Regions from separate parts of the Homo sapiens genome. Here region 2 is linked to region 1. Evidence: read pairs that join two places in POLR2A ChIA-PET (ENCODE). Cell type or tissue: Panc1. All regions are shown on one strand. Links, peaks and the distances in the headings refer to the core of each region. The heading gives the core; the rest is flanking DNA. Region 1 overlaps WDR53 (WD repeat domain 53). Region 2 overlaps TM4SF19 (transmembrane 4 L six family member 19).

Region 1 (2,916 bases), core at 253-2,752:
TGCTAATTTTTGTATTTTTAGTAGAGACAGGGTTTCTCCATCTTGGCCAGGGTGGTCTTGAACTCCTGACCTCAAGTGATCCGCCCTCCTCAGCCTCCCAAAGTGCTAGGATTGCAGGCGTGAGCCACCACGCCCAGCCTCCCCTGGCCCCTGCCTTTTTTTTTTTTTTAACATTCCCAGTAACAGTTATTTATTTTTCTGACTAGATAAATGATCAGTAAATATTATCTATGTGATTTAGAGAGTAGGAGTTTAGTGTGTAGAGTTTAATAAGATGAAAGTGTTCTTGGGGTCTTGTGAGACTAATAGAACAAGAGTTACTACTGGTTCCACTGTGGAAAAATTTATAGGAACTGTAGTCTTTATAATAATCCCTTTAAGGACAAAATTCGTTTATTGCCTGTCTTCTCACACTTCGGAGCAAAACTTAACTGAATGAACCTTGAAGATTGAGTTAATCTTTTCTAGAAAAGAATTAAATTAGGAAGAAAACCTGCTAAAACTTTTGTCTGTCAGTCAGCATTTATTTGGCTCTCCTGTGGGTAGATTTGTAATGGAGAAACAGGAGCACTAGAAACCTTGCCTCATTCTTGTTTCAGAGAAAACCTAAAATCCCAGCTGGGATCCAAAACCTGTATGCACACAAATATCAGCAAATCTTAATGCTCTAGAGTACAGACTTCCTGACTTCAAAGTTGATTCATCATAGCAAAATTAAAACTATAACTTGGCAAAAAAGTGATCGACATTCTAAAGATTTGAAAGCATTGGCTGGGTGCAGTGGCTCATGCCTGTGATGCCAGCACTTTGAGAGGCTGAGACGGGAGGATCACTTGAGCCCAGGAGTTCAAGAACAGCCTGGGGAATGTGGGGAAACCTCATCTCTACAAAAAAAATACAAAAAATTAGGTGGGTTTGGTGGTGAGAGCCTGTAGTTCCAGCTACTCAGGAGGCTAAGGCGGGAGGATCACTTGAGCCTGGGGAGGTCAAGGCCTGCATGACAGAGCAAGACCCTGTCTCAAAAAAAAAAAAAAAAGAAAAAAGAAAAAAAATTGAAATCGTTAAACAAAATTATTTGTAACTTAAATTGACTTTTCAATACTCAATTCAAATTTGTAGGATAGCATCTTTATCATGAGGTAAGTCAGTATTACAGTTCCTAAGCCTAAATACTATCAGTGCCTTTCGTTTAAAATCTAGGTTTATCTGGAACTTTTGGCAACAGTCTTCGTTACGGCATATTTACCTGCTGCTGTTTCAGTACTTGTCAGCAAAAATCAAACCACCAGGGCTCCCTGTTTTTACCTCCCTCTGAGTCATTTCCTCTCCAATTCTCTCCTTTAAATATTATTGCTTCAGTCTCCAGTTAGTTTCCTCTGTATATTAGTTGAGTGCTTCTGCTTGAAAACAAAAGTTTAATTTTGTTTTTTATTTTGTTATTTTTATGAACATTTCTGTATTTGATTTTGTGATCACGTTTCCGTTACCTTGATTACTAATAGATCAGTGATTTTTTTGCAGTCTAATTAGTGATCGTATGTGTGACTAAAAGTAGGGGGAGGCTGGGTGCGGTGACGCACGCCTATAATCCCAGCACTTTGGGAGGCTGAAGTGGGTGGATCATGTAAGGTCAGAAGTTCAAGACCAGCCTGGCCAACATGGTGAAACCCTGTCTCTACTAAAAATGGAAAAGTTAGCCTGGCGTGGTGGCAGGCGTCTATAATCTCAGCTACTTGGGAGGCTGAGGCAGGAGAATCGCTTAAACATAGGAGGCAGAGGTTGCAGAGAGCTGAGATTGTGCCATTGCACTCCAACCTGGGCGACAGAGCAAGACTCCGTCTCAAAAAAAAAAAAAAGCTTTGTGTTGGGAATGGAAACTTTGGGCAGATTGCCAGATTATTTTAAATGATTTTATCTCTGTACCACTGGGCTAAATTCAAGTATCTTATCTGAAAATAGCACAACAGCTCTGGGGGCTGGCACTCGGGTAAGCTCTCCTTTCGCTTATGAAATGAAAAATTAAATTTGTCCAGGTAGATTTATTTGCTTCCTTTTGTCTTGACCAAGATTAGAGTTGTATAAATTGCCCTGATTTCCTTTTTGCCTTGACCAGCAGGCGGGCACGGCAGGCCGGTATTATGTGGCATTTCCAGTGTGTGTATATCTGGGATTCCTAGAGGATGAGAAATCTAAATTTTACACTGTTGTGTAAGTGCAGGTAGATGATAATATGATTAAACATATGTGAGTACATTTTCAAGCACTGATGACTTACTAGTAACTTTTGGTCATTTTCTGTTTCTTCAAAGAATAATAACAAAACTGTTGTCAGGTGGAGTTGTTAGAAAAGGACCTTCATTATTTAAATATTTGGAGCCTGGGCAACATAGGGAGACCCCGACTTTGCAAAAAAAAATTTAATAAAATAAAAATTAGCCAGGCATGGTGGTGCACATAAGTGGTCTGAGCTACTCAGGAGACTGAGGTGGGAGGATTGCTTAGGCCTGGGAGGTCAAGGCTGCAGTGAGCCACGATTGTGCCACTGCACTGCAGCCTGGGTGACAGAGCAAAACCCTGTCTCAAAACAAAAACAAAACATTTGGGATCTGTTACAAATCCTAAGAGTCAAGTGACCTTGGGAAAATTATTTAACATTTCTGAGACTCGGTTTTATTATCCCTAAAATGGAATAATACCAATCAAAAGGGTTGTTTTGAGATAAAATTAGATAACCTACTGAATAAGTGTCTGGTGGGGAGACCAAGGGCCTGCCATTTTCACCATTTCCCCAGGTGGTCATTAGTTTAATACAGATTCTGCAATTCCACTGTACATCAGGATCACCTGGAGGACTTACTAAAACACATTGCAGCCGGGCGTGGTGGCTCACGCTTATAATCCCAGCACTTTGGGAGG
Region 2 (2,916 bases), core at 196-2,695, 230 kb after region 1:
GCCTGAGCGACAGAGTGAGACTCTGTCTCAAGAAAAAAAAAAATTATTTATCCTGGACCGGGTCTGTTTCTGAGCTCCAGCCTGGGAGACAGAGCAAGACTCCATCTCAAAAAAAAAAAGAAAAAGAAAAGAAAAGCTACAGTCTTGAAAAATGGAAAACACCCGACTAAACAAGTTTCTAAAACAATTCTGAGTTCCTAAGTCGTAAAACTGTTTTTAAAAGGATATGTTGAAGATGAAATATAGGATAGTAGTTCCTAGGAAGGAATCCAGAAAGAAGGCAGGATTGGAGAGGGCACACCTGAGTGTCAGTGATGTGATGGGTAATGACGTATGTTTGATATTGGTTGTGTTTACATGGGTGTTAATTATCTCACACAAGTTACAAATATATTTTACACATTATGTTTAATTCTTTTTTAATGCAATTTTTTTTTTTTGAGACGGAGTCTCGATCTGTGGTCCAGGCTGGAGTGCAGTGGTGCGATCTTGGCTCACTGCAACCTCTGCCTCCCAGGTTCAAGTGATTCTTCTGCCTCAGCCTCCTGAGTAGCTGGGATTACAGGCGCACACCACCATTCCCAGCTAAGTTTTGTATTTTTAGTAGAGATGAGGTTTCGCCAGGTTGGCCAGGCTGTCTTGAACTCCTGACCTCAAGTGATCCACCCGCCTCGGCCTCCCACAGTGCTGGGATTATAGGCGTGAACTACTGCACCTGGCCTTTAATGCAAATTTTAAAAATATAATTTCAACTTTTATTTTAGATCCGGGGATACATATACAGGCTTGTTCCGTGTCTATTGTGTGATGTTGAGGTTAGGGTATGAGTGATTCCCGTCACTCAGGTAGTGAGCGCGGTACCTACAGATAGTTTTTCAGCCCTGGCCCTCCCCCAATGTTTAATTCTTCATGCTGTGAAATATTTCATTATTTATGTGTGATGTAAAGTAATCCCCCCTTAACTGAAGCTTTGCTTTCCAAAGTTTTAGCTATCTGTGGTCAACTGCAGTTCAAAAAACTTACATAAAATATTTTCAATGAGAAAGACCACATTCACATAACTTTCATTACAGTATGTTGTTATAACTGTTCTATTTTATTATTATTGTTGCGAACTTCTTACTATGCCTGATTTATAAATTAAACTTTATTACAGATATGTATGTATAGGAAAAAGCATAGTACAGACAGTCCTCTACTTATAGTGGTTTGACTTCTAAGTTTCCAACTTTACGACAGGTTTCTAGGGACCTAACTCCATCATCAGTGAACTCCTTACCCTTTATGATGGGATTACGGTTTCTACTGAATACTCATTGCTTTTGCACCATCACAAAGTCAAAAGTAAATTGGGACTGGGCGTGGTGGCTTACGCCTGTAATCCCAACATTTTGGGAGGTGGAGGTGAGAGGATCACTTGAGGCCAGGAGTTTGAGATCAGCTTGGGCAACATAGTGAGACCCTGTCTCTATAGAACTAAAACATTAGCCAGGTATGGTGGCGCATGCCTGCGGTCTCAGCTATCCGAGAGACTGAGGTGGGAGGATCACTTGAGCCCAGATCAGGGCTGCAGTGAACAATGATTGTGCTACTGCACTCCAGCCTGGGTGACAGAGCAAGACCCTGTCTCAAAAAAAAAAAAAAAAAAAAAATTGTAAGTTGAACCATTGTGAGTCAGGGACAGTCTACTGTGTTGCCAGCATTAAATGCCTTTTGAACTTAGGATATTTTGACTTACAACGGGTTTATAGGAGTTCGACCCCATCATAAGTGGAGAAGCATCTGAATATACAGAGTTTGGTATGATCTGTGGTTTCAGGTATCCGCTGGAGCTCTTGGAACATATCCCCTGCAGATATGGGGGACTATTGTGTGTGTGTGTGTGTGTACGTACACACATATATACGCACATTATACATTATATGTATATGATATATATGTGTGTGTGCATATATATAGAGCCTCTGATCCATATCTTTTATATATATATATATTTTTTTTCTTCCCTTCCCCTTCCCCTTCCTCTTTCCTTCCTTCCTTTCCTTTCTTCCTTCCTCCCTCCCTCCCTCCCTCTCTCCCTCCTCTCTCTCTCTCTCTTTTGCTCTGTCACCCAGGCTGGAGTGCAGTGGCGTGATCTGGGCTCACTGCCACCTCTGCCTCTCGGGCTCAAGCGATTCTCCTGCCTCAAGCTCCTGAGTAGCTTGGATTACAGGCGCACACCACCACGCAGTTAATTTTTTTTTTTTGAGACCGAATCTCACTCTCTTGCCCAGGCTGGAGTGCACTGGCGTGATCTCAGCCCCCCAGGTTCACGCCATTCTACTGCCTCAGCCTCCCGAGTAGCTGGGACCACAGGCACCCGCCACCATGCCCAGCTAATTTTTTTGTATTTTTAGTAGAGACGGGGTTTCACCATGTTGGCCAGGTTGGTCGGAAACTCCTGACCTCGTGATCCACCCACCTCAGCCTCCCAAAGTGCTGGGGTTACAGGCGTGAGCCACCGTGCCTGGCCTCTATACACATATTTTCTGATTAGGTGCAAAGCAGTGTGTTATAGGCGTGTCAAGAGCCTCAAGTGGCCAAGTGCAGTGGCTCACGCCTGTCATCCTAGCACTTTAGGTGTCTGAAGTGGGAGGGCCCTTGAGCCAAGGAGTTTGAGACCAGCCTGGGCCACATAAGGAGACCTCACCTCTATTACATTTTTTTTTCTTCTGAGACGGAGTTTCACTCTTGTTGTCCAGGCTGGAGTGCAGTGGCGTAATCTCGGCTCACTGCAACCTCCACCTCCCGGGTTCAAGTGATTCTCCTGCCTCAGCCTTCCGAGTAGCTGGGATTACAGGCATGCGCCACCACGCCCGGCTAGTTTTGTATTTTTAGTAGAGATGGGGTTTCGTCATGATGGCCAGGCTGGTCTTG

Evidence for each region. ChIA-PET counts read pairs that join two places held together with the same protein. Peaks named below come from ENCODE experiments on the same cell type or tissue, not always from the same donor. Only the 100,000 strongest peaks of a DNase experiment are listed, where the experiment ranks them.
Region 2: POLR2A ChIA-PET joins it to region 1 with 14 read pairs; 2 of 35 experiments call an interaction of 5 or more read pairs at or near these places.

What each region holds. Positions count from the first base shown.
Region 1 is chr3:196,562,516-196,565,431 of GRCh38, reverse strand. The region is part of intron 2 of WDR53 (WD repeat domain 53); the gene reads left to right. Among named protein-coding and RNA genes, the nearest start is that of WDR53, 4.6 kb to the left of the region's middle. RefSeq lists an enhancer at 1,107-2,306. In Panc1, for the core only: no CTCF peak of the experiment used is centred there; DNase peaks (open chromatin) are centred at 651 and 1,341; H3K27ac peaks cover 707 bases.
Region 2 is chr3:196,331,585-196,334,500 of GRCh38, reverse strand. All of the region lies in intron 1 of TM4SF19 (transmembrane 4 L six family member 19), which reads left to right. The region is part of intron 1 of TM4SF19-DYNLT2B (TM4SF19-DYNLT2B readthrough (NMD candidate)); the gene reads left to right. Among named protein-coding and RNA genes, the nearest start is that of TM4SF19, 5.3 kb to the left of the region's middle. In Panc1, for the core only: no CTCF peak of the experiment used is centred there; no DNase peak of the experiment used is centred there.